2 separate regions of the Homo sapiens genome follow, and region 2 is linked to region 1. Evidence: read pairs that join two places in POLR2A ChIA-PET (ENCODE). Cell type or tissue: A673. All regions are shown on one strand. Links, peaks and the distances in the headings refer to the core of each region. The heading gives the core; the rest is flanking DNA.

The links. ChIA-PET counts read pairs that join two places held together with the same protein. Peaks named below come from ENCODE experiments on the same cell type or tissue, not always from the same donor. Only the 100,000 strongest peaks of a DNase experiment are listed, where the experiment ranks them.
Region 2: POLR2A ChIA-PET joins it to region 1 with 13 read pairs; 2 of 35 experiments call an interaction of 5 or more read pairs at or near these places.

The regions. Positions count from the first base shown.
Region 1 is chr2:216,034,219-216,045,341 of GRCh38, reverse strand. PECR (peroxisomal trans-2-enoyl-CoA reductase) reads left to right here. Exons shown (of 8, transcript NM_018441.6): 7 at 1,327-1,438; 8 at 5,982-6,954. The coding sequence ends at 6,067. Among named protein-coding and RNA genes, the nearest start is that of MREG, 26 kb to the right of the region's middle. In A673, for the core only: no CTCF peak of the experiment used is centred there; no DNase peak of the experiment used is centred there.
Region 2 is chr2:215,925,711-215,936,833 of GRCh38, reverse strand. No RefSeq gene overlaps it. Among named protein-coding and RNA genes, the nearest start is that of MREG, 82 kb to the left of the region's middle. RefSeq lists an enhancer at 8,697-9,223. In A673, for the core only: CTCF peaks have their summits at 5,182 and 5,382 (motif pointing right); a DNase peak (open chromatin) is centred at 5,393; H3K27ac peaks cover 485 bases.

The DNA of each region.
Region 1 (11,123 bases), core at 3,829-8,828:
TTGGACCAGTCATACTGAAAGTGTTTGAGTAGGCGACTATGTCTAATGGCCTCGTTTTAGATAGTGCAGCACTGTACTAGCTGCTGGGAATACAAGGATGGAGAGAAGGCTTGGCTGCTCTCCAAGCTCTTAGAGTCTCAAGGAGGTATAGCCTTGTGAATATAGGACCAGGACTGGGATGAGGCAAGCAAGGCATGGACACAAAATTTAAGGACCCACTCCCTCTGAGGGAAGATTTTGCACTTGTGCAAACCTGAGAGTGAATACCTCCTTAAATCTTGCACCCTCGACACCTTATTTGCCTCACCCTAGTCCTGGCCCTGCCTGGGGGCCTTTTAAACTGCAGATTCTGGGACCCCAACCCCAGAGCTTACAATTGCAATGATCCTGGAAGGATCTAGGAATCTGAAGTCTCAGTAAGCATCCCTAGTGATTCTAATGCAGGTGTTTTGGATCATCACCCTTTGAGAAACTCTGCTTCTTCCCACAGCCTCAAGTGAGAGCTCCTTTACAAGTCAGTGAAATAACTTCCTTCTGTTTGGGTTGGGAGTAGATGTTGCTGAACTCATCAGTTCCCTATTTGAATTTTTAAGGAGTACAGTGGGAGTCTGAAGTGCCTTTGGTTTATTTTTATTTTTATTTTTTTGAAATGGAGTCTCACTCTGCCACCCAAGCTGGAATGTAGTGGTGCAGTCTTGGCTCACTGCAACCTCTTAGGCCCACGCAATGCTCCCACCTCAGCCTCCTAAGGAGCTGGGACCACAGGTGCCCGCCACTGTGCCTGGCTAAGTTTTTGAAGTTCCTCTTGTAGAGAGCTCCTTTGAATGTGTGTTGCTGGGCTTTTGGCCTGACAGGACCGCAGACTGAACAAACCAGAATGCTAGTTTATTGCTAAACAGACACATTGACTATTTCAGGGACCAAAACATAAAAGGCACGAGGTAGTGATGGAAAATGGGGTTGTGGAGGACAATGAAAGGCATGGAAGGAAGTGAATTGTTTGAAATGGGAAAGAGCAGAGCTGAAGCACTGAGTTCACTTATGGCTTCTTGACGTCATGTAGCTTGCTTGACATCGTCTAAGGCTCCCTCATACCTTGCCACCTTTACCCTAGTCACCTACCTGATTTCGGTGATGCTCAGGTAGAAAGGGAAATTGTAGGAAAAGGAAGTTGTCTATGTACTGTGAGGTTGTGGTGCACATGCACACACTGTTGGATTCATGTTACAATCATGGGCTTTGAGATGCCTTTACTGGGGAATGTGAGGCGGTTAGAAATGGGGAGTATTTGCTTTTACCTATGCACATGTGTGTTTCTGTTTCCAGGTCTCCTCTGTGGTCTGCTTCCTACTGTCTCCTGCAGCTTCCTTCATCACTGGACAGTCGGTGGATGTGGATGGGGGCCGGAGTCTCTATACTCACTCGTATGAGGTACCAGGTGAGCAGCTGAGGAATGAGCAGTCACCAGCTTTATGCTGTGTCATGTTCAGGGGTTTAAAATTTATTATAAGTAGTTACTTAAGAGATGAGGGTGCTCTCTTATAGAACATCAAAATGTACAAAATGTTTATATTCATGATGTGATTTTTTTAATGAAATATTCCTAGTCACAGAAAATATCTAACTATCTATATTATGGAACTGAGCTTTTTGTGCATGCATAGGTTGGTGGAATTTGAACCCTGAAAAATATTCTCAGTATATGTTTCGAAAGAGGAGACAGAAAAGAGGCAAGAGCATGCTATAGTTTTAAAGATTTAATTCCATTTTGTTCCTCCAGTAAATGGCTTACATATCTGAGCAGAAGAATCAGGCCTGCTAGGTGGGGTGGGGTGCTATGGTGCTATTTTGTGCTCTCTTTGAGATATATATTGAATGAAGGCATATGAAATTTCTGTATTCATCATTTTTGATGTACAAAAACAGAAATTTGGCCGGGTATGGTGGCTCATGCCTGTAATCCCAGCACTTTGGGAGGCTGAGGCAAGTGGATCACTTGAGGTCAGGAGATAGAGACCAGCCTGGTTAACACAGTGAAACCCCGTCTCTACTAAAAATACAAAAAAATTAGCCAGGCTTGGTGGCGGGTGCCTGTAGTCCCAGCTACTTGGGAGGCTGAGGCAGGAGAATGGTGTGAACCCGGGAGGCGGAGGTTGCAGTGAGCCGAGATTGTGCCACTGCACTCTAGCCTGGGCGACAGAGTGAGACTCTTATCTCAAAAAAAAATATATATATATACGCATACATATATATGTATGTGTATATATATACATACATATATACGTATGTGTATATATATATACACATACATATATACGTATGTGTATATATATATACACATATACGTATGTATATATATATACACATATACGTATGTGTATATATATATACACATATACGTATGTATATATATAACAGTTAGTCGGGTGTGGTGGCGGGCACCTGTAGTCTCAGCTACTTGGGAGGCTGAGGTAGGAGAATCACGTAAACCCAGGAGGCGGAGATTGCAGTGAGCCAAGATCATGCCACTGCACTCCAGCTTGGGAGATAAACCAAGACTCTGTCTCAAGAAAAAAAACCAGAAGTTTTATAAGTTTAAATCAAATATTGATATTACATGCAAATGCCTTTATGTGTGTGTGTGTCTCATGACTAGATAACAGAACTTTGCGGTTTGAAGGGTCCTAAAAGATCACAAAGTCCAGTATCCTAGTTTTATAAACAACAAAACAAATCCACAGACGTTAAAAGGTTTATCTAAGCTAATAACTCTAAATCACTCCAAAAATGTAGTAAAGGGTATAAAATGCAAATGTATTGAATTTCTGTTGTTAAAGATAATTAAGTGGCTACTAGCAAATTAATAGATGGTTGATGTAACCCAGGTGAATCTGAATTTCATATCAAGGACCCAGGGTCTACGTACTCTTTCAGGTGCTGACAGTCTGATCAAGGCTTAAGGCCTTTTTTGCGTTAATAAATGATTGGTGTATGTGAGAGGCGAGCAAAAACTCAAACTGGTTTTCCTCTGCTCTCACAACACAACAACCATTAGCACGGAAGACTTCTGTGACCAGTTGTTTGGGGTTACTTCCCCCGCACAGCAACCAAGCAAGCAGTTCTGCAGCAGACCCCAGCTGGGCGTCCTCTCATTCAGTTCTGACACTGGAGATAGGATCAGATCCCACAGGCTGAGGGCTCAGTCCCACAGGATGCCCCCTGCTTTGGACACCATCACAAGTCTGGGCCTCTAAAACTTCTGACTGACTAGCTTCAAGTTGGGGTTCCCACGACCCCCTCTTTGGGTTGGAGTAATTTGCTAGAGCAGCTCACACAACTCAGGAAAACACTTCGATTTACTGGTTTATGATAAAGGATATTACAGGAGATACAGCCGAAGGGGTGCACAGGGCAAGGCATGTGAGAAGGGGCACGTAGCTTCTGTGTCCTTTTTGGCCCCACCACCTGCCAGGAACCTTCATGTGTTCAGCTATCTGGAAGCTCTTGAACCCAGTCCTTTGGGTTTTTATGGAGGCTTCATTACATAGGCATGGTTGATTAAACCATCAGCCACTGGTGATCAACTTAACCTTCAGCCCCTCTTACCTCCCCAGAGGTTGTGGGGTGGGTATGGGCTGAAGGTCCCAACCCTGTAATCATGCCTTGGTCTGTCTGGTGACCAGCCCCTATACTGAAGCTAACTAGGGGCTGCCAGCCATCAGTCAATCATTAACATATAAGAACACATCACTTTGGCGAGTCTAGGATATTAGGAGTTGTATGCGGGAGATGGGGTTGAAGACCAAATATATGTTTCACAATATCACAGTATAGAACTTTAATTTTACTTATTATTTTCCCCTCCCACATGTATTTCATTACTAATAACATCAATGTGGTGATGTCCATAGGATACTGTAGTTTTAAGGGTCTTGGTTGGAAAGAAGAAATACCTACATGGTTTTGCCATATTGTTTTCTGAAAAAAATTCCAAGTAGTGAGGGTGGAGAGAATCTTTCCACTTCTCTCACAGTAGACTTCAGTCACTATTTCTTATCGCAGGTTGCACTGTTTTACCTTTAGAAGGGAAAGAAATTTCAAATAGCTTCTTCCTTAGGCCTTCAGTGACATGATTTTCTTTTGTAATTCTAACACTTTTTATCATTAAAAATATTTTTTTCAGTTTTTGAGGAAAGCGGGTACATCTATCTTTTAAGAATATACTGCCCCCCGAATAATGAGATTATTCAGCCTTTCACTATGGTGTTTTCTTTTAAGATTGGCAGCTCCAAGGTGAGAATGCCTAAGATGGAAACTTGGCTCTACCCTTATTAGCCGTATGATTGTGAGAAAGTTAATTTCTATAAGCCTCTATTTTGTTCCTGTATGCAGGGACACATACAGTATTTATTTCATAGAGCTGTTGGGAGGATTAAATTAGATAAGGGACTTTTTCTTTTCTTTTTTTTTGAGACAGAGTCTCACTCTTGTTGCCCAGGCTGGAGTGCAGTGACATGATTTCGGCTCACTGCAATCTCTGCCTCCCAGGTTCAAGCAATTCTCCTGCCTCAGGATCCAGAGTAGCTGGGATTACAGGTGCCCGACACTATGCCCCACTAATTTTTTTGTAGTTTTAGTAGAGATGGAGTTTCACTATGTTGGCCAGGCTAGTCTCGAACTCCTGACCTCAGGTGATCCGCCTGCCTCGGCCTCCCAAAGTGCTGGGATTACAGGCATGAGCCACTGTGCCTGGCCTTAGATAATGCACATTTAAATCCCTATGTCAGGGGCTGGGCACCATGGCTCACACCTGTAATCTCAGCACTTTGGGAGGCAAAGGTGGGCCAATTGCTTGATCCCAGGAATTCAAGACCAGCCTGGGCAACCTGGCAAAACTCCGTCTCAACAAAACATTTAAAAAATTAGCCTGGCATGGTGGCATGTGCCTGTACTTGGGAGGCTTAGGTGGGAGGATCACTGGAGCCCGGGAAGTCGAGGTTGCAGTGAGCCATGATTGCACAACTGCACTCCAGCCTGGCTGACAGAGCAAGACCCTGTCTCAAAAAATAAAAATTAAAAAAATAAAGTCATTTGTCGAATTGGATGCTTTTAGTCACAACTCAAAATGGGCTCATCAGTAAAGGAATTCGCTGGCACATAACTGAAAAACAGGTAAGACTTGACTTAGTAGCTCACTGATCTCATCAAGGACAAGTTTTTCCCCTGTTTCCTGTTTTTGCCTCCATGGTGTTGGCTCTATCTTAAGGCAGGCTCTCCTCATTGCAGGATGGCTGCCTGCTGTTTCTATGTGTAAGGCTGATACTTCTGTGTTCATACCCAGATGCACAGAGAGAGGGCTGGAGGAGTGACTTTGTTCCAGAATTTCTAACAAAATTCTGAGATCCACTCTATATTCGATCAACTTATGCAAATGTCCATTTCCAACCAATAACTGTGGCGGGGTTATAGTGCACTGACTGACTTAGCTTAGACCACATGCCTTGGTGCCAAGCTTCCCTGGCACCTTCTAGATCGTTAAATGGAAACAAGCTGTTGGAAAGAAGAGATGGGGACCTGGATGCTGGAGAGGCAAGTAGCAGTGCCTGGTACAAAGTAAGGACACTATTTTTAAATTGTGATTATTAAGGAGACACTATTTATTGACGATCCACAGTATGCGAAGCACTGCACACATGGTGTCATATTTAACCCTCACAACTTTAAAAGGTAGATATTGTTGTATCCTTTAATAGAGGAGGAAACTGAGGCTCAGGAAGAGACATGTGCCCAAATTCAGGAAAGCTAACGTGTGGCAGACCTGAGATTCAAATTGAAGTCTTTTCTCAAATGTTTGCCCTAAGGATTTATTTTTTGGTGCTGAGAAAATGTGTGAACCAGGGAAATTAACAAGAGGATTTGGTGGGAGTGAAGAGGGCAAATGAGATTTGCAAGTGACAGGAGGCTTTCCACTTCTTTAACAGATCATGACAACTGGCCCAAGGGAGCAGGGGACCTTTCTGTTGTCAAAAAGATGAAGGAGACCTTTAAGGAGAAAGCTAAGCTCTGAGCTGAGGAAACAAGGTGTCCTCCATCCCCCAGTGCCTTCACATCTTGAGGATATGCTTCTGTACTTTTTAAAAGCTTATAGTTGGTATGGAAAACATTTTTCTTATTTTTAAGTGTTATTAATTATATCTATGGAAAAACTATTCCTGAAATATATACAGTCTTATGTCCCAATCAGAGTCTTTTAACCTATGATTTAAAAATGTATAAGTAACAGAAATTAACATATTTTAATGACTTTACTTTTTATTTCTAAGAAAAGTATTTGAAAAATGGAATAATTTTAAATCAATGATAATTCTAGGGATCATGAACTCCCAGAAGATTTTATTATTTAATTGTAAAGGTAGAGGCCAGACGCAGTGGCTCACGCCTGTAATTCCAGCACTTTGGGAGGCCGAGGTAGGCGGGTCAGTTGAGGTCAGGAGTTCAAGACCAGGCTGGCCAACATGGTAAAACCCTGTCTCTACTGAAAAACAACAAAAACAAAAACACAAATTAGTCGGGTGTGGTGGCACACACCTGTAGTCCCAGGTACTTGGGAGGCTGAGGCAGGAGGATCGCTTGAACCCAGGAAGCAGAGGTTGCAGTGAGCTGAGATCATGCTACTGCAGTCCAGCCTGGGCTACAGAGTGAGACTGCATCTCAAAAAAAACCCAAAAAACAAAAACAAACAACAACAACAAAATTATAAAGGTAGAAAATAAACCTAAATTGTGTCGTAATTAAGATTATTAAAATTAGAATTATACAATGACTTATTTTTGGTGGCAAATACTTTAGGAGCAATAATGCCTTATGGTAATTATTGATGTATAGTTTCTTTTGTTTATGAAGTCAAATTTGTATAAATTCTCTTAATTCAAAGAAAAAGTTTTATGTGATTTATTTTTGGCAGTGCCTGATTTGTGTCTTGATTTTCTGTCCAAAGTATTCCCTTTTTTCCATGTATCTCCTTTTGTAGGCAAAAACAAAATTTCAGTTGCATGCAAATGTATTAGGGTTCCATATTCTGCCTTCCGTGGCTCCAGTCTGATAGTTAGACCCTTATTGAAGAAATGCCTTTAGCAGATTGAATATGTTCATTCTTTGTCTTAATCAAAGTTCTTTCAAGTATCTGAGGTGAAGTAGCTATTTTCTTTTTTTTATCATTAACACTCACTTTATTTATTTATTTATTTATTTATTTTTAAGATGGAGTCTCACTCTGTCACCCAGGCTGGAGTGCAGTAGCATAATCTCGGCTCACCACAACCTCCACCTCCTGGGTTCAAGTGATTCTGCTGCTTCAGCCTCCTGCGTAGCTGGGATGACAGGTGTGCACCACCACGCCCGGCCAATTTTTGTATTTTTAGTAGAGATGGTGTTTCACCATATTGGCCAGGCTGGTCTTGATCTCCTGACCTTAAGTGATCTGCCCGCTTTGGCCTCCCAAATTGCTGGGATTACAGGTGAGAGCCACCACGCCCGGCCTGTCATTTACCCTCATTTTAAAGTGTGTGAGTTACCAAGCTCTGGGGTTTGGGACCCAGAATCTGCAGCTTTCTCATGCTCCCAAGCAGGGCTAGCACGAGGGAGAGGCTAATGAGGTGCCCAGGGTGCAGCATTTAAGGAGCTATTCTCCATTGTCAGGTTTGTGCCAGTGCAGAATTGCCCCTGAGAGTGAGTGTGTCCTTCAATTTTGTGCTCATACTAATAATGTGGGAAGATCAGAAAGCTTCATTTTCCTCCCAGATAGCCCTTTAACAGTGGCCTTCTGGAACTGATAATATCATAACAACTGAGAATTACAAACCATGTTAGAGGGAAAAGTGGCCCTAATACAGGTTGGTGGAGAAGATGGAAAAGGCAGGGCTTGCTTTCACATGACCTGTGTTAATGACTGCCATCGACTCCTTAAATCTCCATAGCGTTGCCAGTTATTTCTGCTTAAGGGACAGAACCTGCCTATGTAGCACTAAACTTAGGTACAACTGCTTATTAGAGCTTCTTCTTAGACTATCACTGGACAGCTGGTCATTATCTATATTTTTAGAATTATGAATTTATTATCCAGGACTCTTATGTACATCATAATAGTATCCTGTCAATAATGTACTTTTGCAACTACGCTTAGTAAATTTTGTTGTAGAGTGACTGTTCTTGAATAGGCTTAATAATTTGGAGCACCTACTATGTATTTAGCATTATGCTAGGAGTCAGACATGCAATGGTGAAAAAATACACATGTATCTTGTCCTTACTGAGCTTACAGTAGGGAGAGATTGAGAGAAAGAGAGAGAACACGAGTGCTATAAAGGATAAGGCCATGATGTCCACGGCATATAACTGAAAGACAGGAAACAAAATGAAAATTCTATATTTATGTAAAAAGAGTTTGTTGATAAAGATGACCCTTGTGAACATTATACCTCCCCCACACTAATCTTATGCTTTGTGGCTTATGTTCAGGTCCTCTGAAAAGCAGGTGCCCAGACATAATGAGATTTGCATGACACTTATTGGGTACCAGGCCCATGAAGGATAAGGGCAGGGAGCCAGAGAAGGCAGCGATGGCCTTCAGACCATGCTGCAAGGCTGACCCCTGTAAAAGAGAGGGGAGAGAGGATTGGGCAGGAGGCATCTCAGATTGCAGCAAAGTGATGCTTTCTTAAGACAGGCTTGCTGAAAGTATGCATTGACATTTACAGTGGCCCACAGGAATACCAGCAGGCGCTCAGTGGGTCATGTGGATTCTCTACAGTGTAAAAGTAACTCTCTCTCCTCCTGCTGGTGCCTGGACAAAGGGAGTTCAGAGATCAGTTCCAGCATCAGTCATAGTTTGTAGCTCACTGGGACCTTATGTCCCCTGGCAAGAGCCTCCCTCTTTGGCACCAGGATTTCCAGTGCTGCTATTCTCCTTAAATCCTGCAGCAGATCATTGGGAATGATGGAATGCAGGGCCACTCCCAGTTTCATCTACCGGATCCCAGACATGGTCCCAAACCTACTGGGGACATGCATCTTTGAAGACAGCAAGCACTCCATCCTGGCCCTTCAGCTGGGTCTTGGTTGTTCAAGCCCTCTATGAGGCTGGCTGCCTATGGATGGTGCGGGGTGTGGATACACAGTGGTTCCACAACCAGGGGCTCACTCTTTCGTCTCCTTCACTGGGAGGTGAGTCACCTGATTGGATGCTATGCCCCATGGGATTCCATGCCTATGGTTCAGGCTTTCTATAGCCCCCAGATAGTCATGGTGTCTGAGTCCCTGCAGGCAGGAAAGACAAACTCTTGCCTGGAAGAGGTATCTGTCACTATGAGGAGTGACGCAGAAACCACACAGCAATTTGAACAGGGCAAGTTAAAAGTGAAGAGTGATTATCACAGCAGATTGGAGTAGTGAAGGACTGGCTAGTAGGAAGTAAAAAGAACTTGAACATGAGAATAGCAGATATCAGGAGTAGCCTGCACCACTAGGACTAAGACTGAGAGCTCAAAGAAGAACCTTGGCTGGGCGCAGTGACTCATGCCTGGAATCCCGGCACTTTGGGAGGCTGAGGTGGGCAGATCATCTGAGATCAGGAGTTTGAGACCAGCCTGGCCAACATGGTGAAACCCCGTCTCTATGAAAAATACAAAAAATTAGCCGGCCTGGTGGCGGGCGTCTGTAGTCCCAGCTACTAGTGAAGCTAAGGCAGGAGAATCACTTGAACCTGAGGGCGGAGATTGCAGTGAGCCAAGATTGCACCATTGCACTCCAGCCTAGGTGACAGAGTAAGACCCTGTCTCGAAAAAAAAAAAAAAAAGAAGAGCCCTCCATAGCACCCCTGGGGCTGACACCCAGATTGAGTAGGGAGGGCATGGCTGTGAATCAGTGGAGGGCAGAGAAGTCACTGTGGTGCTCTGCTGGTGGAACTTGCTAGAAACCTGCCCTCTGGCATCCTGGGGAAAACTGTACAGAGAAGTGTCCTACCAGAGGCCTCTGATGCAAAACCCCCTGAGGGAGGTGCTGGGAAGCTGGTGCTCCTTAGCACTCCTGTGAAGCAGTCTGCACTGCACGGGTCAGGAAGCAAAACCCTCTTCCTCCTCCAATGTCTCTCCATCACCCTCTCCCAACAAAGCTTCAGAGCCCGCTGGCTCAGGGGAACAACTTAGAGGACCCAGATCCATTTTCTCAGAACAGAGGAGCAATTACATCTGGAGCCTGCCACTTGTCGACTGGCCGTCCTGTGGCCCATTGGTCTCCTTAAAGAGCAATGCCACTTCAGGGCTCAGCAATGATCTGTGTTGCAGGAAGGTTGGACATGCAGGGGCAGTGACAGCTCCGTTGACCTTGGTTAACAGGGAGTCCATGCTAATGGGCCGTCTACAGCCTGCCTCCATCACTGTGCCTGTCACACCAGTTCTGGGCTGGCCGGTGATGAAGTCCAGCTATCAACTGGCTGAGTTTTCTTGACTGCTTGGTTGTTCTACACCTCTTCCATGAGGATTGCATTCTGGGGACATTAACGTGGGAGGCGGAAATGACACTCCCCTGGAGCGCCCACTCCCCTGGGCTCATCCGTAATCCTCTACCCCAGACCTTGTTTCCTGGCCACTGTATATATTCTCATCTCGGGCCACTTTTCATTCCATTGTAGATACCAGTTGCACTCTCACACGCTGCCCATTAGAAAGATTTTCCATCTCCACCATCACGGGGCCACTCCTGAATAGAGCTATAATGAAGTTCTGACAACTGTGAAGGAGAGAGAGGAGGAAGGGAATTGGGTAGGAAAAAAAAATATCACAGACTGCAGTACAGTCCAAGAAAGAGAGGGCCAGGCAGATGGGAAGTCCTCAAGGCAAAGTCACCCATGGGAACCACCCTTGTCCCAAGGGAATAGCCTAGATGGACAGCAGGGCTGTGCTTGTCACAGGCCAGGAGCAGCCCGAGGGGAAGGCAGTGATGGATGGAGAGGGGCAGCAGCTGGGACCCACAGCCAATCAATTTTGTTTCCTGTAGCAGGAGGTCTAAGGGGTTTCTTTTCATGGCTGCCATTTGGCTATTCTGCAACTGTAAAACTTCACCATTGA
Region 2 (11,123 bases), core at 2,805-7,804, 110 kb after region 1:
AAGATGCAGGACAAATTAACCATTAAGTGTTTTACTTTGTTAATGGCAGAGTGCAAAAATGCAGTTTAGATATCTTATTAGAGGTAATTTTATTAGCATCATTACTGCAAGAGGTTCAAATCCAATTTTGGGGCAAAAATTGAACTGATGATTTCTATTCAGAGGCATTTGATGGCAATATAATACACGAGACAAAGGAACTGGCTGCTGTGTTCTAGAAGCTAAGTATCTACTCTTTAGTATCCTGAACTTCGTCTCTGTTGAAGCTTCTGCACCTTTCTTTTGGGCAGCTGAGCAGGTGGCTGCAAGGGTGTTGCCTTCTGAGTGTAGTAGGAGTTCCAGCTAATCCTAAATTAGTTTTCAGACCTGGGGGTCTTGTTAGATATGTAGGTGTCTGCATCCCACTCAGGATAGTGTAATTCTGAAGGACTAGCATGAGGCCTGAAAATAGGCATTTTTAATAGACTTTTTATTTTAGAATAGTTTTACATTTATAGAAATTTGCAAAGATTGTGCAGAAAGTTTTCATGAGCTGGGTGCAGTGGCTCATGCCTGCAATCCCAGCACTTCGGTAGGTCGAGGCAGGTAGATCACCTAAAGTCAGGAGTTCGAGACAAGCCTGGCCAACATGGTGAAACCCCATCTCTACTAAAAATACAAAAAATTAGCTGGGTGTAGTGGCGGGGTCCTGTATTCCCAGCTACTAGGGAGGCTGAGGCAGGAGAATCGCTTGAATGAGGGAGGCAGAGGTTGCAGTGAGCGGAGATCATGTCATTGTACCGCAGTCTAGGCAACAAGAGCAAAACTGTGTCAAAAAAAAAAAAAAAAGAAAGTTTTCATATACCCCACAACCAGTTTTCCATGTTATTAACATCTCACATGAGTATGGTTAGTCATATCTAGTGAACCAATATTGATACATTATTATTAATTAAAGGCTCTACTCCATTCCTATTTCCTTGGTTTTTACCTAATGCCACATTACATTTAGTTGTCATGCCTCCTTAGGTTCCTCCTCTTGGGCATGATAGTGTCTTGGACTGTCCATGTTTTTGAAGAGTATTGGCCAAATATTTTGTAAAAATATACCTCAATTGGGATTTGTCTGATATTTTTCTTGTGATTAGATTGGGGGGAGGCCACAGAGATGAAGTGTCATTTTCATCACATCATATAAAGGTTACACATTAACAAGGCAACTTAGTATGATGGTGTTGACCTTGATCACCTGCCTGAGAAACTAGACAGCTTTCATGCTTCCTGCTCCAGGATAGTTTGATGCAGGTGATCTCTGGAGCACCTTTGGAGAAAGACTGGATGTTGTGTCCACTCAAGGATTCAGGCATGTCTGAAGATGTCTTAGGGGCTTATATCCAAAAGACAGGCAATGACAAATGCTGGCAAGGATGTGAAGAAAAGGGAACCCTCATACACTGTTGGTGGGAGTGTAAATTAGTACAACCATTATGGAGAACAGTTTGGAGTTTCTTCGAAAAGGTAAAAATAGAGCTGCCACATGATCTGGCAATCCCACTGTTGAGTATATACTCAAAAGAAAGGAAATCAGTGTATCAAAAAGAGATAGCTGCGCTCCTATGTTTGTTGCAGCACTGTTCACAATGGCCAAGATTTGGAAGCAAGCTAAGTGTCCATCAACAGATGGATGGATAATGAAAATGTGGTGCATATATACAAGAATGAGATCCTGTCATTTGCACAACATGGATGAACTGGAGGTCATTATGTTAAGTGAAATAAGCCAGGCACAGAAAGATAAACATTGAATGTTCTTACTTATTTGTGGGATCTAAAAATCAAAACAATTGAACTCATGGAGGTAGAGAGTGGAAGAATGGTTATCAGAGACTGGGAAGGGTAGTGGAGAAGGGGTTTGAGGGGAAGGTAGGGCTGGTTAATGGGTACAAAATAAATTAGAAAGAATGAATAAGATCTAGTATTTGATGGCACAACAGGGTGACTATAGGCAATAATAGTTTAATTGTACATTTTAATGTAACTAAAAGAGTGTAATTGGATTGTTTGTAACACGAAAGATAAATGCTTGAAAGATGGATACCCCATTTTCCATGATGTGACTATTATGCATTGCATACCTGTATCAAAATGTCTTATGGACCCTAGATAGATGGACAGATAGATAGATGGACAGATAGATAGATAGACAGATAGATAGATAGATAGATAGATAGATTTCTCATTTTGATTATGTTTCTTGGAAGAATACTGACTAATAATGTGAGTGACTTTGGGCAAGTTATTTAATCACTTTAATCCTTAGTTTCCCCTATAGTTAAATGGGTAAAATACTTGTTATAAAGTTTAAATGAGCTAGTGCATGGGAATTGATCAATTCACACGGCACCCACTAAGATCCCACTTGAAGTGGTTCCAGCTGTGGTTTCTGAGTAAATCAGGGGCCCAAAGATTTTGGAAGGAATTTAAAGGTGGTGAGGGTGGCCACAGTGAGTTGAGATGAAACTGGAGAAATTTTGTTTTGTGATGGCTCTTGAAACTTTATAGTAACTTCTTAGCTGAGATGTCCTGAGAAATGTAGTTTCACACATGAGGGCAAGGTTGAAAAGATCTGATTTAACTCTTGTTTTTCTTTTTACTGTCCAGGCCTCTGGAAGAGGCAGCACATCCACCCAAGACAGTGATGGTGCCAGGGAAATTACCAGCTCTTCTGAGAGTTCTGCTGATTCTGGTTAATAAACTGGGGCTTGGAATTTAGAGGAGAATGGAACAGAGTGGTGGAGAGCATAGGCTCTGGAGCTGGAGTGCTCATCTAAGATGAGTTTAGTTGTGTACAGTTGGGAAAGTTATACAACCTTTTGTGCTTTGGTTTTGTCAACTTAAAACAGGAGAAATAAAACCATCTAATCTGTATAGATTTTTGCATGAATTATATAATTAATTTATAAGGCAGTGACTTTTTTTTTTTTTTTTTGAGACAGGGTCTTGCTCTGCCACCCAGGCTGGAGTGCAGTGGCACCATCAGGGCTCACTGCAGCCTCAACCTCCCAGGCTCAAGCAATCCTCCTAACTCAGCCCCCCTGAGTAGCTGGAACTACAAGCATGTGCCACCATGCCCAGCTAATGTTCTGTATTTTTTAGTAGAGATGGGGTTTCACTATGTTGGTCTCGAACTCCTGAACTCAAGCAATCCCCCTGCCTTGGCCTCCCAAAGTGCTGGGATTACAAGCATAAGCCACTGCACCTGGTCAAGGTAATGATTCTTATATAACAGGGGAGGGGAGCAATTTTGCTCCCCAGGGGACATTTGGCCATATCTGGAGACATTCTTAGCTGTCACAACTGGTGCAGGGGTTGGGGGAAGCAATTCTCATGTGGTGGATGGCCGGGGATGTTGCTAAACATCCTACAATGCTTAATACAGGCCCCCATCACAAAGAACTGTACATCCCAAAATACTAGTCATGCTGAGATTGAGAAATCCCGAGATGAAGTATTGAGAAGAAAGCCCGTCTTGTGGCAATTGCTCAGTGTTACCTATCATTAATAAGCTTTGAGTAAGAATGACATACATCTGACACATAGTTTACTGAGTGAAAGAGATGGAGAGGAATCTTCATTTTATTCTCTGATAAGCCATACAAATGACATTTCAGCCATAAGGGCTGGCTTCCAGGCTTTTTGTTGTTTAGAAGATGCTGTTATTATTACTATTATTTTGAGATGGAGTTTCACTCTTGTTGCCCAAGCTGGAGTGCAATGGCACGATCTTGGCTCACTGCAACTTCCTCCGCCTCCCGGATTAGAGTGTTTCTCCTGCCTCCACCTCCTGAGTAGCTGGGATTACAGGCGCTCACCACCATGCCCAGCTAATTTTTTGTATTTTTAGTAGAGACGGGTTTCACCATGTTGGCCAGGCTGGTCGTGAACTCCTGACCTCAGGTGATCCACCTGCCTCGGCCTCCCAAAGTGCTGGGATTACAGGCATGAGCCACTGTGCCCGGGCTTATTATTTTTATAATCTAGGTAAACAAGTAGTTTCCAACCATAACAAATGCTGGCCTTTTGGTTGGGGTAGTTTGGAATATACCCAATTATGCTTTCTCAGTGAATGAAGTGAATGAATGAATAATTATAGAGGAAGCTCCAAGGCACATGGTGTTAGGAAGATACTGCCCACTGACTCTCCTTTCAGTAAACCTTCAGATTTTTGCTGGCACTGTCACCAGTAACTTGCATCTATGGGCAGACAGGTGGGCAGCCCCCGGGAGGGCTCAGGAGGGTATAAAATCTCTCAGAATGGCAAGGAGAATTTCCCAAAGGATCTGATGGCATCCTCAGCCAAAGACATAATGCCATCAGCAAAGTGGTGAGGATGAAGGCAGGGCACCTTGGTGGGTATAGAAAACAAGGGAAGCTTGTCTTTCCAACTGCCAAAATGCTGCTAAGCCTCCCCCTTTTTGTAGCTCTCTGTGTCCGCTAGGTTACATCTTAACCTGTATTAATGTACCTTGTATCCTTTGCCCAGGTCTGTTGGGTGCCTTTCTGTCACTTTTCTCCTAAAGAAAACAGATCCAAGTTTAAAAGGCTTCTGTTATTCTAGGAGGACCTAGGTCTCTGCAGATAAGCCTCAGCAGCTGGGAGTGGCACGGGGCTGGGGCCAATAGGGTGGGGGGCCAAGGAGAGTGGGGTGAGGAGAGGCAAGGGAAGGGTGGGAGTTCTGGATGGCTGAGTGCCTGTAGGTCTGGTTTTTCTACACCAACCCCCCTTTAAAGAGATCAGCTATAGATTATGTATATGTATCTATTCTTTGTAACATTGTCATTCCAAATATCTCATGTTTTTCCCTTAAATCATTTCATTGCTGGGGAAAAATGGTGAAAATCACTGGCATACACAGATCCAAAATCACCCCTTATTTATAGATTGTAGCCGATTAAATAGTTTCCCCAGAATTCACTATTCACTGAAGAGTTCAGGGTGTCCAGAAAAAAGTTAAGGCAAAAGCAGGATTATTTCCAACAATTAACACAATCTATTCCGTTTACTCCAGAGAAGGCTGATAAACCACCTTAGAGGGCTTCTGCCCTTCAGGGACTCTCAGGCACATAGTCCTGTCTTTGAGTTTGAGTCTGAGGGGAAGCTGAGATGAGGCTGAGATGCAGGTGAGATGCATGCCAAGGCTGTGTGATGTTCCGTCTCTCTGGAATTAGGACAACCTGCGTCCTTCTCCTGTGAACATCTATGGAAGCAGCACCATAAACACTCGGGTGAGTGCTTCTCAATGATTTCCACGAGTGGATAAATGTAACTGATTTGCCTCTTACAATAACACACAGATCCTCCCATCTCCAACGAGGGGCTTTGCAGGATTCTGATTGAACACTAGATGCCGCTGTTGACTCACTCTGTGTTCTGTGAGCTTCAAGATCTCATCCCTCAGTCCCCATCAGGAGAGACAATTTTTAAAAGCCTGAGTCAATTAACGAAGTTCTGTCTATTTTTCCTCATTTAGTGATTGATTTAGAGGGTTTTTATTTATTCATTTTTTGGTGAATTTCAGAGGTTGTCTTTTTCTTGGAGAACATTTGGAAATTGGCAGAAAATGAAACAACGAAAGGGCATCGATGTCTTTTAAAGAAGAAAGGTCAACTCAGACTAAAGGCTTGTAAATAAGATCATTTTTGGATTTCTGAGTTTCTGCCCCAGAAAAAATTCAAGTAACTCTCAGGCCTACCTGTTTCTCTAGTTCTGTAGCATGCCAAATTGTGTTTGTCTTCGGCATGTATTTGAATATTATAATCTGAGATATGCCGGATAGCTGCCTCTACTGCATTCCAGGTTGCTAGTGTCATTATTGGTTTTCTACTTTCTAAAGCAACTTTTTACTTTGGCAAATTTTTAAAACAAAAGGGGAAAGACTAGTGAAGTGTGCTCCAAATACCCATTCCTTTGAAACCTACCAAATTTTAAATAATTATCGAATTAATTTTCCTCTTAGGCAGGGTGGTAAAGGGGATGCCTCTCTCAAAAGGCAGATTACTAAAAGTGATTTGGAAACACAGAACATTGCAAATAAAACCGGAGAGCCCTTGCTTCATTTTTCTGTCTTCAAAATTCCTTGATTCTTCCAGAACAAATATGACTCAGACTTGGAGAGAGCTTTATCTCTGTGCTTCAATAGCAAAAGTACTCAGAACATTTATCATATTGCATTGAAATACACGTTTACATTACTGTGTCCCTGTCCCCCAGAAAAGAAGACCTCTTTTAGGGTAGCACCAAATCCTGGTCAACTACAAATCCTGGTCGTCTTTGTATCCCTGTGACCTGATCTTTTCATAGTGATCGCGCCACTGCACTCCATCTTGGGCAACAGAGTGAGACCCTGTCTCAAACAAAAACAAAAACAAAAAGCAAATATTTATAGAAGGTGTTTGAATAAAAAGAAAAGATTGGATCCAGTTTCTAGTGGGTAAGGCAGATGAGAACAGAGTAGACAAACAAACAAGGTAACTACAATTTGCAAGCAGTGCTGTAACAGGAACACTGGATGAGATAAGGTGGAACTGAGTGGGGCCCCTCTGCACAGGGTGGTCAGGGGCCTCTTCTCTGAGAGAGGTCTGAGTTGGGACCCTTAAAGGATGAGTCACAGCCAGTCAGTCATGCAAAGATGTGAAGGAAGAGGGGCCCAGGCAGAGGGAACAGCAAGTGCAAAGGGCTGGAGGCGATAAAGGCTTTGGCATAGCTGAGGGCGAAAGGGAGCAGAGCATGTCTGGAGTAGCTTAGGGGGTCATGATGAGCAGAGCGCTGGAGGCACGAGGAAGGGTGGATCTTCAGTTCCTGCCTTGTGCGACCAGAGAAGGGTGTCTGCCTTGGAGAGCCAGGAGCTGACTTATGTTGTGAAACAATAACTTGCCATGCATTGCGAATGGATCAGAGGATGGCAAGAATGGGAACAAGATGTGTCAGAATTGAGAGAGGGTGATGGTTTGGACTAGGTTGGTGGCATTGAGGAGGAGCATAAATGGGTGAAGTGTGAGGTGTATTTTGGAGAGGTAATGGACAGGAGTTGCTGATGCATTTGAATTTGGGGGATGGTGCAGGAAGAGGAGAAATCAAGGATGACTCATAGCTTTCTAGCTGTGGCAGAGTGTGGGGCCATTTGCTGAGTTAAGGATGTCTGGGAGAAGAGGCTAGATCAGAACAGAATCAATTTTGGATCATTTTGATGAAACACCATGAGTTCCTCCCCAGACCCCCAACAATTGGAGAACTTATTTTGTTTCTAAGCACAATATTCTAAGTAGAATATTGTGGGGGTTTTTTTGGTAACAGCTTCATTGAGGTATAATTCACATACTATGCAATTCACCTATTTTAAGTATATAATTCAATGGTTTTCAGCATATCCACAGAGTTGCAATCAATTTTAGAATATTTTCATTACCCTAAAAGAAACTGTACCCTATTGCAGTCACACCTCCTTCATTCTTCACATCTACCCTCCTCATCCTAAACCCTAGGCAGCCACTAACGTAGTTTCTGTTTCTAGATTTATGTGTTGTGGACGTTTGTGTAAGTGGAACCTATGGTTATATGGGACCCTTGTTCCTGACTTCTTTCACTTAGTATAATGTCTTGAAGATTCAACCGTATTGTCGCATGAATCATAATTGTATTCCTTTGTATTGTGGAATAATTTCCTTCATTTTTATGAAATAATATTGCATACAATATTATAACATTTTATGCATCCATTTATCAGTTAATGGGCATTTGGGTTTGTCTTAGTCTGTTTGGCTGCCACAACACTCGCTTCAGCCTGAGTGGCTTAAACAACAGACGTTTATTTCTCACAGTTCTGGAGTCTGGAAGTCTGTGATCAAGCGGCTGGCTGATTCAGTGCTCAGTGAGGGAGCTCTTGCAGGACGCCATCTTTATGCTGGATCCTCCTGTGGCAGAGAGAGATGATCTCTCTCCTGTCTCTTCTTCTAACGGCATCAATTCCATTCGCAAAGGCTCCTCCTTCTCCCTAATTACCTCCCCAAAGCCCCACCTTCAAATATCATCACAATGGAGATTAAGACTTCAACATATGAATTTTGGAGACACTCCGTTCATAGTGAGGTGGTTTCCACTTTTGGGGTATTATGAGTAATGTTGCTAGGAATATTTGTGTGCAGATTTTTGTGTAGATATCCAGGAGTTTTGTTTCAACATGAGAATTTTGCAGTGTTTTTAGGACAGTGTTTGTAGGACAAAACAAGCTGCTGCCCTTGATTCCCTGCTCTCTTCTCACAGCTGACCATCCTGTGACCTTTGCCATTGAGTTTAGGAGACTCCATTCCACTGTAGACAAACCAGCCTGAACCCTCGTGTCTCCACCTCGTGTCTCTTTCTGTTCTGTATCCAGCTGCTACATATTTCGGGATGAAATGCCCTGCAGTTGGTCTGTTGGTCGGCATTTTATGTGGGAGTTGGCTCACATTGTTGATGTGTGAAGAATGGTATTGTTGGCTCACGAGAACGTGGGGTGACTTCCTGGAGGAAGTAGGACAGCCTAACATGTATCACGAGAGAGAAGCTATGAGGGCAAGAGAAGCTGCATCCACGAGGCAGTCCTGGGTGGGACCTCCAGCTCTCCACTTCCTAACTTGGGCAGATTGCTGAAACTTCCTGGCCTTCATCTGTAAAATGGCAATGCCAAGTTTCATGCGCGTCCGTGTGAAGAGACCACCAAACAGGCTTTGTGTGAGCAACATGGCTGTTTATTTCACCTGGGTGCAGGCAGGCTGAGTCCGAAAAGAGAGTCAGCGAAGGGAGATAAGGGTGGGGCCGTTTTATAGGATTTGGGTAGGTAAAGGAAAATTACAGTCAAAGGGGGTTTGTTCTCTGGCAGGCAGGAGTGGGGGTCACAAGGTGCTCAGTGGGGGTTCTTTTTGAGCCAGGATGAGCCAGGAAAAGGACTTTCACAAGGTAATGTCATCAGTTAAGGCAAGGACCGGCCATTTACACTTCTTTTGTGGTGGAATGTCATCAGTTAAGGTGAGGCAGGGCATATTCACTTCTTTTGTGATTCTTCAGTTACTTCAGGCCATCTGGGCGTATATACGTGCAAGTCACAGGGGATGCGATGGCTTGGCTTGGGCTCAGAGGCCTGACATTCCTGCCTTCTTATATTAATAAGAAAAATAAAACAAAATAGTGTTGAAGTGTTGGGGCGGCGAAAATTTTTGGGGGGTGGTATGGAGGGAGAATGGGCGATGTTTCTCAGGGCTGCTTCAAGCGGGATTAGGGGCGGCGTGGGAACCTAGAGTGGGAGAGATTAAGCTGAAGGCAGATCTTGTGGTAAGGGGTGATATTGTGGGGACGTTAGAAGAAACATTTGTTGTATAGAATGATTGGTGATGGCCTGGATATGGTTTTGTATGAATTGAAAAACTAAATGGAATAACAGAAGGAGAAAAACAGGTATAAAAGGTCTAAGAATTGGGACAACTCAGGATATCTGATTAGAGAGTGCTTAAGGAGATTCGGCAGAGTCCTGCCGGCAAAGATTATTTATTTACTTCAAGAGTTAAGAGTGGCAGTTTGGGGATAGCACCAGGAGATATCAGCTGTGATGGCTTGGAAAAACAGTGTAAACAAGAGCAGGGCATGTATGAGTAGTTGAGAACGGTGAATAGGAGTATGACTAGACAGAAAATAGTAGGGATGACAAGTTTTTTTTTTGGTGGGGGGCACAGTCTAAGTTGGTCTGGTGTCTGGAATGAGACTGGGGCCTAATAAAAAGGAGCGTCTATACAGGAGCTTAAATGGGCTGTACCGTGTAGCATTCCGAGGACAGGCCTGAATTCTGAGAAGGGAAAGTGGTAGAAGTATTGTCCAGTCCTTTTTAAGTTGGTGGCTGAGCTTGGTGAGGTGTGTTTTTAAAAGACCTTTAGTCCGTTCTACTTTTCTTGAAGACGGAGGACCGTAAGGGATATAAAGGTTTCACTGAATACTAAGAGCCTGAAAAACTGCTTGGCTGATTTGACTAATAAAGGCTGGTCTGTTATCAGACTGTATAGAGGTGGGAAGGCTAAACTGAGGAATTATGTCTGACAGAAGGGAAGAAATGACTGCAGTGGCCTTCTCAGACCCTGTAGGAAAGGCCTTTACTTATTCAGTGAAAGTGTCTATTTAGACTAAGAGGTATTTTAGTTTCCTGACTCGGGGCATGTTGAGTAAAGCTAATTTGCCAGTCCTGGGTGGGGCAAATCCTCGAGCTTGATGTGTAGGGAAGGGAGGGGGCCTGAATAATCCTTGAGGAGTAGTAGAATAGCAGATGGAACACTGAGAAGTTATTTCCTTGAGGATAGATTTCCACAATGGAAAGGAAATGAGAGGTTCTAAGAGGCGGGCTAGTGGCTTGTACTATAGCATAACCTGCCTTTGCTGGTGTGTGGCGATTAGGCCTGGTGGAACTGCCATCAATAAATCAAGTGTGATCAGGGTAAGGAACAGGAAAGAAGGAAATTTGGGGAAATGGGGTGAATGTCAGGTGGATCAGAGAGATACAGTCATGGGGGTCAGGTGTGGTATCAGGAATAATGTGGGAGGCCGGATTGAAGTCTGGGCGAGGAACAACGGTAATTGTGGGAGACTCAACGAAGAGTGAGTATAGCTGAAGGCGCCGGGAAGCAGAAAGTATATGTGTCAGGTGTGAGGAAGAAAATAGATTTTGGAAGTTATGAGAACTGTAGGGAGTGAGTTGAGCATAGTTTGTGATTTTGAGGGCCTCTAAAAGTATTAAAGCAGCGGCAGCTGCTGCACGCAGACATGAGGGCTAGGCTAAAACAGTAAGGTCAAGTTGTTTGCACAGAAAGGCTACAGGGTGTGGTCCTGGCTCTTGTGTAAGAATTCTGACCGCGCTAACCATGCCTAGGAAGGAAAGGAGTTGTTGTTTTGTAGAAGGTGCTTGGGTTTGAGAGATCAGTCGGACACAATTGGCAGGGAGAGCACGTGTGTTTTTATGAGAATTATGCCGAGATAGGTAACAGATGAGGAAGAAATTTGGGCTTGATTGAAGTAATGGGGGCTGTCTGTGAAGCTTTGCGGCAGTACAGCCTAGGTAATTTGCTGAG